Regions from separate parts of the Homo sapiens genome. Here region 1 is linked to region 2. Evidence: chromatin loops called from intact Hi-C (ENCODE). Cell type or tissue: endothelial cell of umbilical vein. All regions are shown on one strand. Links, peaks and the distances in the headings refer to the core of each region. The heading gives the core; the rest is flanking DNA.

Region 1 (4,394 bases), core at 251-4,250, 61 kb before region 2:
TTAAGGAGGATTCCCTTTTTCTCTATCCTCTGGAATAGTGTCAATAGGATTGATACTGGTTCCTCTTTGAATGTCTGACAGAATTCAGCTGTGAATCCTTATGGTCCTAGACTTTTCTTGTTGGCAATTTTTAAAGAATTACTATTTCAGTCTTGCTGCTTGTTATTGGTCTGTTCAGAGTTTCTATATCTTCCTGGTTTAATTTTGGAGGGTTGTATATTTCCAGGAATTTATCCATCCCCTCTAGGTTTTCTAGTTTAGGCACATAAAGGTGTTCATAGTAGCCTTGAATAAACTTTTGTATTTCTGTGGTATCAGTAATATTTCCCATTTCATTTCCAGTTGAGCTTATTTGGATCTTCTCTCTTCTTTTCTTGGTTAATCTTGCTAATGGTCTATCAGTTTTATTTATCTTTTCAAAACCAGCCTTTTGTTTCATTTATCTTTTGCATTTTTTTTGTTTGTTTCAATTTCATTTAGTTCTTCTCTGATCTTTGTTATTTCTTTTCTTCTGCTGCATTTGGGTTTGGATTGTTCTTGTTTCTCCAGTTTTGTGAGGTGTAGCCTTAGATTGTCTATTTGTGCTCCTTCAGGCTTTTCGATGTAGGCATTTAATGCTCCGAACTTTCTGCTTAGCACCGCTTTTGCTGTATTCCAGAGGTTTTGATAAGTTGTGTCACTGTTATTGTTCAGTTCAAAGACTTTTTAAATTTCCATCTTGATTTCATTGTTGACCCAACAATCATCCAGGAGCAGGTTATTTAATTTCCATATATTTGCATGGTTTTGAGGGTTCCTTTTGGAGTTAATTTCCAATTTTATTCCACTGTGGTCTGAGAGAGTACTTGATATAATTTCGATTTTCTTAAATTTACTGAGACTTGTTTTGTGCCCTATCATATGTTCTATCTTGGAGAATTTTCCATGTGCTGATGAATAGAATGTACATTCTGCAGTTGTTGAGTAGAATGTTCTGTAAATATCTGTTAAGTCCATTTGTTCTAGGGTATAGTTTAAGTCCATTGTTTCTTTGTTGACTTTCTGTCTTGATGACCTATCTAGTGCTGACAGTGGAATAATAAAATCCCCCACTATTATTGTGTTGCCGTCTATCTCATTTCTTAGGTCTATTAGTAATTGTTTTATAAATTTGGGAGCTCCAGTGTTAGGTGCATATATATTTTGGATTGTGATATTTTACTGTTGGACTAGTCCTTTTATTGTTATATAATGTCCCTCCTTGTTTTGTTTAACTGCTTTTGCTTTAAAGTCTGTTTTGTCTATAAGAATAGCTACTCCTGCTTACTTTTGGTGCCCATTTGCATGGAATGTCATTTTCCACCCCTTTACCTTAAGTTTATGTGAGTCCTTATGTGTTAGGTGAGTCTCCTGAAGACAGCAGAAATTTAGTTGGTGAATTCTTATCCATTCTGCCATTCCATATCTTTTAAGTGGAGTATTTAGGTCATTTACAGTCAATGTTAGTATTGAGATGTGAGGTACTATTCCATTCATTGTGCTGTTTGTTGTCTGAATACCTTGTGTTTTTTTTATTGTGTTATTGTTATGTAGGTCCTGTGAAATTTCTGTTTTAAGGAGGTTCTATTTTGGTGTATTTCGAGGATTTGTTTCAAGATTTAGAGTTCCTTTTGGCAGTTCTTGTAGTGCTGGCTTGGTAGTGGCGAATTCTCTCAGCATTTGTCTTAAAAGACTGTATCTTACTTCATTTATGAAGCTTAGTTTTGCTGCATACAAAATTCTTGGCTGATAATTGTTTTGTTTAAGGAGGCTAAAAATAGGACCCCAATCCCTTCTAGCTTATAGGGTTTTGTTACAGAGGGGGTTCATAGATATCATGCAAGAAATAATTCAGGGTGAGTCCATAGAGTAAAGTGAAAGCAAGTTTATTAGGAAAGTAAAGGAACAAAAGAATGGCTACTCCATAGAGCAGCCCCGAGGCCTGCTGGTTGTCCATGTTTATGGTTATTTCTTGATTATATGCTAAACAAGGGGTGAATTATCCATGCCTCCCCTTTTTTGACCATATAGGGTAACTTCCTGACGTTGCCATGGCATTTGTAAACTGTCATGGCACTGATGGGAGTGTAACAGTGAGGACCACCAGTGACCTCTGGTCACTCTTATCACTATCTTGGTTTTGGTGAGTTTTAGCAGGCTTCCTTACTGCAACCTGTTTTATCAGCAGGGTACTTATGACCTGTATTGTGTGCCGACTTCCAGTCTCATCCTGTGACTTAGAATGCCCTAACTGTCTGGGAATGCAGCACAGTAAGTCTTAGCCTCATTTAACTCAGCTCCTATTCAAGATAGAGTTGCCCTGGTTCACATGCATGCCTCTGACAGTTTCTGCTCAGAAATCTGCTGTTGCTCTGATAGGTTTTCTTTTATAGGCTACCTGATGCTTTTGCCTCACAGCTCTTAAGAGTCTTTCCTTCATCTTTGCTTTGGATAACCTCTTGACTGTGTGTCTAAGTGATGAGTTTCCCAGGTGTTCTTTGAGCTTGTATTTGGATGTCTAGATCTCTAGCAAGGTCAGACAAGTTTTCCTTGATTATTCCCTCAAATAATGTTTCCAAACTTTTAGATTTCTTTTTTTTGTCTTGGGAACACCAATTATTCTTAGATTTGCATGCTTAACATAGTTCCAAACTTCTTGGATGCTTGGCTCATTTTTAAAAATTCTTTTTTCTTTGTCTTTGATGGATTGGGTTAACTCAAAAGACTTGTCTTCAAGCTCAGAAGTACTTTTTTCTGCTTGTTCGATTCTGTTGCTGAGACTTTCCAGTGCATTTTGCATTTCTCTAAGTGTTTCTTTGATTTCTAGAAGTTGTGATCATTTTTTATTTATGCTATTTCACTGAAGAATTTTCCTTTCATATTCTGTATCAGGTTTTCGATTTCTTTAAGTTGGAGTTCACTTTTCTCTGGTGCCTCCTTGATTAGCTTAATAATTAACCTTCTGAATTCTTTTTCTTGCAATCCGGATATTTTATCTTGGTTTGGATCCATTGCTGGTGAGCCGGTGTGATCTTTTGGGGGGTGTTAAAGAGCTTGTTTTGTCATATTACCAGAATTGTTTTTCTGGTTCCTTCTCATTTGGGTGACTGTGTCAGAGGGGAGACATGGGACTCAAGGGCTGCTGTTCAGATACTTTTGTTCCAAGGGGTTCTCCCTTGATGTGGTGTTCTCCCTCCTCCCCCAGGGATGGAGCTTCCCAAGAGCCAAACTGCAGTGATTGTTTTTGCTCTTCTGGGTCTAGCCACCCAGTGGAGGTACTGGGCTCTGGGCTGGTACTGGGGAGTGACTGCTAAGAGTCCTGTGATCTGATGGAGGTAGCAGGGGCGTGAAGTGGACTCTACAAGGGCCCTTGGTTGTATTTTTGTTTAGTGTGCTGGTTTTGTGTTGGTTGGCCTCCAGCCAGGAGTTGGTGCTTTCAGGAACACATCAGCTGTGGTCCTACAGGGAGGAAGCAAACTTGCCCTAAGGTCGCCTGGTTACCTATTCAGGTTTCTTAGGTGGTAGGCAGGGCCATAGAGCTCCCAAGAGATTATGGCCTTTGTCTTTGGCACCCAGGGCTGGTAGAGAAAGACCACCAGGGGGCAGGGATAGGTGTGTCTGAGCTCAGATTCTCCTTGGCTGGGGATTGCTGCGGCTGCTGTTGGGATGGGGATGTGGTTTTCAGTCTAATGGAGTTATGTTCCCAGGGTGATTATGGCTGCTTCTGCTGGGTCACACAGGCTGCCAGAGAAGTGGGGGAAAGCCAGCAGTCACAGGCCTCATCCCACTCCCACACAGCCCGCAGTCCTAAAGGCTGGTCTCACTCCCACCGTGCCCCCACAGCAGCACGGAGTCTGTTTCCAGGCAGCTGGTGACTGTGGCTGAGAACTTGCCCCAGACCGCCAGCCTCCCTGCTGAGCAAGCAGGCAGCTCACATCTTTTCAGAGTCTCAGGGAGCCTGCAGTGGCGATACAGTTCCTTCAGAGGGTCTGTGGATTCTCTTAGTTTACCTGGTATGTTGCTGTGGCAGTTGTTGGATCAAAAGTTCACAGTGTGAGTCCCCACACGCTGCTCTGTCTGTCCGATCGGGAGCTGCAAGCTGGTCCTGCCTCTTCCCCGCCATCTTCTGTCAGACAAAAGGACTTAGTTTTTCTATCAGTGTCTCACATGGAAGGTTCAAGAGGAGGCTCATCAGTGTGAAAATCCAAATCTTAAGGGACTGTACATAATGGAGTAAACAGAACATACGGGTGTCCGTATGTTGACTTATGTTTTCTTTCTTCAACTATGTACTATGTTTCCCACTCATTTCTTAATGCAGAATTAATTTTTTTCCCCACAGGAAGGAAAAGCTGATGCGATGCTCTCAGTGCCGC
Region 2 (4,394 bases), core at 140-4,139:
CTTATGTTGTTTATTGTCTTTCCAGAAGAGGGTGTAGCAAGAGAGGAAAAGAGCAGCTAGACTGTCCCATCCCCCTTCATTTTAAGCATCTCATAAAAATTAAAGATGATGGAATATTCATCATACTGAAAAGCACTCTTACAGTTATAATTCATAAATAACATTGGCAATTAAATTCAAGATGTCCTGTTAACAGAAACCAAAGAGTAAAGCTGTCTACCTCTAAAATATGAAGATCATTGTCCTATGAGACAAGGATGAATGGAGATAACACATATTTAGAACTGAAATGGAAGTCTTAGAAGGAAAAATTGCTTAATTTAATTGAAAAGTATTGTGAATCTTGGGTAGATTCATAGCATTCTCTGGTCAATACAGTGAATCTCTGGTATTTATACATCAGAATAATTGAATATTTGACATTTGATGCATCAGAAAAATATTCTAGTCAAGAAATTTATTCTTGTTTAGGGTTAAAAACGTTTTCATTACAAGCCAGTAATTTCAGGTTCTGTCCTTATTGAACAAATGCTCTTGTCCTTTTAACTTAGGAAGGGTTATGATGTAAGCCTGAATCACTTACCTTTGTTCGTTGAGGGTTCTTGATCTTAGAATATAAGACAAATTCTTGGATGCGTTGTTTCCCTGCTAACTCATTAACCCATTGTAGGCTAGCTGCTGCCTCTACTACCGTACTGAAGTGAATTCACTCACGTAACTAGTTACATCCTAAATGTTGAATACAGTATTTTGTTCTCTTTCTGTGTCCTGTTTGACTCCTCTGAGGCATATATTGTTGACTGTTTCCTTAATGAAACTCCTCTTTTATGACTTTGAAGATACCTCTGTCACCTTGTTTGTTTCACCTCCATGGATCTTTAAATGTTGGCATCTCTCAAAGATGGTCCTTGTTTCTCTTTCTTACTTTCTTTTTCACATTGTTTTTCTAAATAGATTCAACTATTACTTAATTGTGAATGAGTAAATTTTTGTCTCTGTGTCAGAGCCCCCTCCTGAGTTCCAACTCTATTTCTAACTGCTGGCCATTTATGTCCCTGAATCATTGCCCAAACTATTTAAAGTCTGGATGATTATCTAGCACTTTCCTCAAATCTCTATCACTCATGAGTTTCCTTTATTGTATTCATCGATTGTTAGCTTCCTCTACCTAAGTTCCTCAACCTAGAAGCATTTTCAGAATCTCTGTGATCTTTAAGAACGCTATCTCAACAAAAATATGTTATCTGTACTAAGTATAGTACAATAATACATAAATGATTCATTAATCACTTAAATAGGAGTTTATTTAAATAGGAATATCATATTGTATTAATATTTTGTCTGAACTTCATAGAATTTAAAATGTCTGATTTTCTAAGGTATGCTGAACCTTCACTGTGATTTTAACAAATGTCTTTTCGGAGGGGTAGAGGACAGTGCTCCAATTTTATAGAGAAAGTAGAAGGAAAATGACTTACAGAAAATGAGATTACACACAATGTTCAAGGCTGTTTCAGAAAATAATTTAGTTATTTTGTATATAAATATACATTTATAAAAATATATGTTCTAAAAAGTATATAATGTTATTTATATATAAATCTGCATTAACTATATAGGTTAAGGCAAGAGCCAGTTTCTTCTGTCATGAATGTAGGTATTTTCTTGTGAAGCCAATTTATTGTCGAAGCCAAAGGAGTTGCAGTTTTTATTCTGGTTGTCATTCTAGACATTCAGCATGCATATACAGTTCTGTAAAGTTATTAACACATTGAAGAGAAATGAGTTGTTCATGGCTAAAGTTGTGGGGGCAAGTGTTACCATTTCTTGAATCGTTGTAGAAACAAGTACTTGAAAAGTCTTAACTGTAGAGAAAATCCATGTGATTTTCATGGGCGTGACTGAGGCTTCGGTGGTTGTGGAGGAAGTTTCTCTGTCTGCATAGTCTGCATGTCCAGACTCAGAGCGGCCTAATTCCTGACAGTCACTTCCTTCCTCTCCTGTCTAGAATCAGTTCATTTTCAATATGTCCTTCTAACATTTTCTAGATGAAAGCAGCAAGTTAAAAACATCCAAGAATGTCCTGGAGTGCAAAACCTACCTCCGCATGCATACATGCATACATACAACAGCAGAACAAAACACCCAAATCAAACCTTTGAATTTTCTGTGAGAAATTTAGTCTTTATAATTCATACCTCCCTTGGGGATTGATTTTGTTCTCCTTCTGATGAATTTTGACTTTCTTGTCCCATGCCTGTCATCTCAATTGTTTAACGATTTATTTTTCTTGCTCAGAGGATTCAGATTTCCAGATCATATGGCTATAGCTTGTACTGGTGTCAAGGTCAAAATCTTTTAATTTTATTGATGGAACTGGTATTGTAACCTGAGGGTCTCTTGCTGTATATTTAAATCCTGTCATATTGCCTAAAAACAGTCATATCTTGGTTTTGGTCCAACAGATACTTTTATTAAATTCCTTGGCTACATCTAGTTTACTTTTTCCTTGAGAGAAATATAACAGAATACCACCAGCATCTTGATTGCAAATAGATTGTTACCGTGGCAACCTGACAGTTTTTAATATTAGAATCTTCTTGTTAAATCAAAACTTATGAAATTGGAGACCTTTCCCTGACTGAAAACATTATGCTGCCTCTTATAGTTGGAATTACACTGTGTCCAAGCAGAAAACTGTTTTTCTTTATTAAGAAAACAAACACTTTGTTTGCTCATCAACTCCTCGGCTACTATCTTAGGACCTTTGGCTTCTCAACTGTAGACCCTTTTCTGGGTAGGATCTTTTATGCTGCTGGGCAGCAGTGGGATCTGTAAGAGATACTAAGTAAAGAGAATCACAGTTTGGTCTCTGACACTAAAGAACGTTACCACCTAGGGACTGCGTGAGTGGGCTTGGGGAGATTGCTTAGGTTCTGGTGCTGCTATTAGAATACTAATAGAATTAGTATTCTGAGTGGGAATACTAATTCCTGCCTTAACTTGTCTTATAAGCTTGTTTTAACAAAGGAGTACATAAAATATTTATTATTACATATTATTCACAGTGAATAACAGACATAAGTAATATGCAACATATTAGATTTATGTATTATCTCATGTAACCTCCACAGTAACCCTGTAAAATAGATATATTATTCTCACCTTATATATGAAGACATTTGTAGGCAGAAAGGCTAATTGGGTCGGGCACGATGGCTCATGCCTGTAATCCCAACACTTTGGGAGGCTGAGGTGGGCAGATCACTTGAGGTCAGGAGTTCCAGACCAGCTTGGCCAACATGGTGAAACCATGTCTCTACTAAAAATACAAAAATTAGCTGGGCGAGGTGGTGGGTGCCTGTAATTCCAGTTACTTGGGAGACTGAGGCAGGAGAATCATGTGAACCTGGGAGGTGGAGGTTGCAGTGAGCCGAGATTGCACCACTGCACGCCAACATGGGCAACAGAGTAAGACTCTGTCTTAAAAAAAAAAAGGAAGCTTAATTGGTTTGCCCAGATCACACACAGATGTATACATGGACTCAGAAAGAGTTGTCTGTTTCTATTTTCAGGGCTTTCTCCACGAATTCTTTGGCCTATCATGTAGCTGGCACATAGTAGGCACTGTGCTGACACATAGCAGGCACTGCATATTTGTTGACTAAATGAACACTTAGCTGAACACTTACAGGCAATGGTAGTCAGCCCTCAGTAAGACTGACCATTTGTAGATAGATTTAATCTGGTCAAGAAATTAGAATTTGCTAAAGCTAACTCTGCAACATAGTGGGCCCTGGTTGCTTCTGTAATTGTCTATCATTCATCAGGCTTTCATCTGACCTTACTGAGTGAGTGCTATGTGCTGGGGACGCCGGTATTTAGAAATGAGGAAGACATTCTCTAGAGTATACAGATGATGGCTAATGCTGTGGAGGTGGAAGGAATGTAGGGAGAGGGTAGGTAGAAAAGAAAATAGGAGCAGCATGGATGGAACACTTTGGAACAGGAACATTTAAGGGGCAAGCTGAAAAAGAGAAGCCAGCAAAGGCGACTGAGAGGGAGTAAAGTGGGAGGAAAACCTGGAGAGAAAGATATCATAGAAACCAAGGGAGAAAAAGCACTTCATGGAGGTCAACAGCTTCAAGTGCTGCAGAGACGTCAGTTAACGTGAGGACTGAAAAGGTTCATTGAGTTCAATAATAGGGAATCCTTTGGTGAGCTTTGCTAGAGCACCTTAGAGTCATGAGTGCTTGATCATTTTGAGAAACCTGACTGTGAATAGAAGAAAAGAATAGGGCACTAATTAGGAGTGTGGAGTTTTTGGTTCTGTTTTTTTGTTTTGAAGAGATTTGAATGTGTGAGCCAGCAAAGATGAAGATTTAAAGATAAGT

What was found. Peaks named below come from ENCODE experiments on the same cell type or tissue, not always from the same donor. Only the 100,000 strongest peaks of a DNase experiment are listed, where the experiment ranks them.
Region 1: it touches region 2 in a loop (7-fold over the local background); 1 of 110 quality-filtered maps calls a loop at or near these places.

The regions. Positions count from the first base shown.
Region 1 is chr1:246,355,061-246,359,454 of GRCh38, reverse strand. It overlaps SMYD3 (SET and MYND domain containing 3), which reads left to right. Exons shown (of 12, transcript NM_001167740.2): 2 at 4,361-4,394. Among named protein-coding and RNA genes, the nearest start is that of SMYD3-IT1, 35 kb to the right of the region's middle. RefSeq lists an enhancer at 3,801-4,394. In endothelial cell of umbilical vein, for the core only: no CTCF peak of the experiment used is centred there; DNase peaks (open chromatin) are centred at 2,234 and 3,404; H3K27ac peaks cover 2,933 bases.
Region 2 is chr1:246,293,709-246,298,102 of GRCh38, reverse strand. All of the region lies in intron 5 of SMYD3 (SET and MYND domain containing 3), which reads left to right. Among named protein-coding and RNA genes, the nearest start is that of SMYD3-IT1, 27 kb to the left of the region's middle. In endothelial cell of umbilical vein, for the core only: no CTCF peak of the experiment used is centred there; a DNase peak (open chromatin) is centred at 1,942; H3K27ac peaks cover 2,478 bases.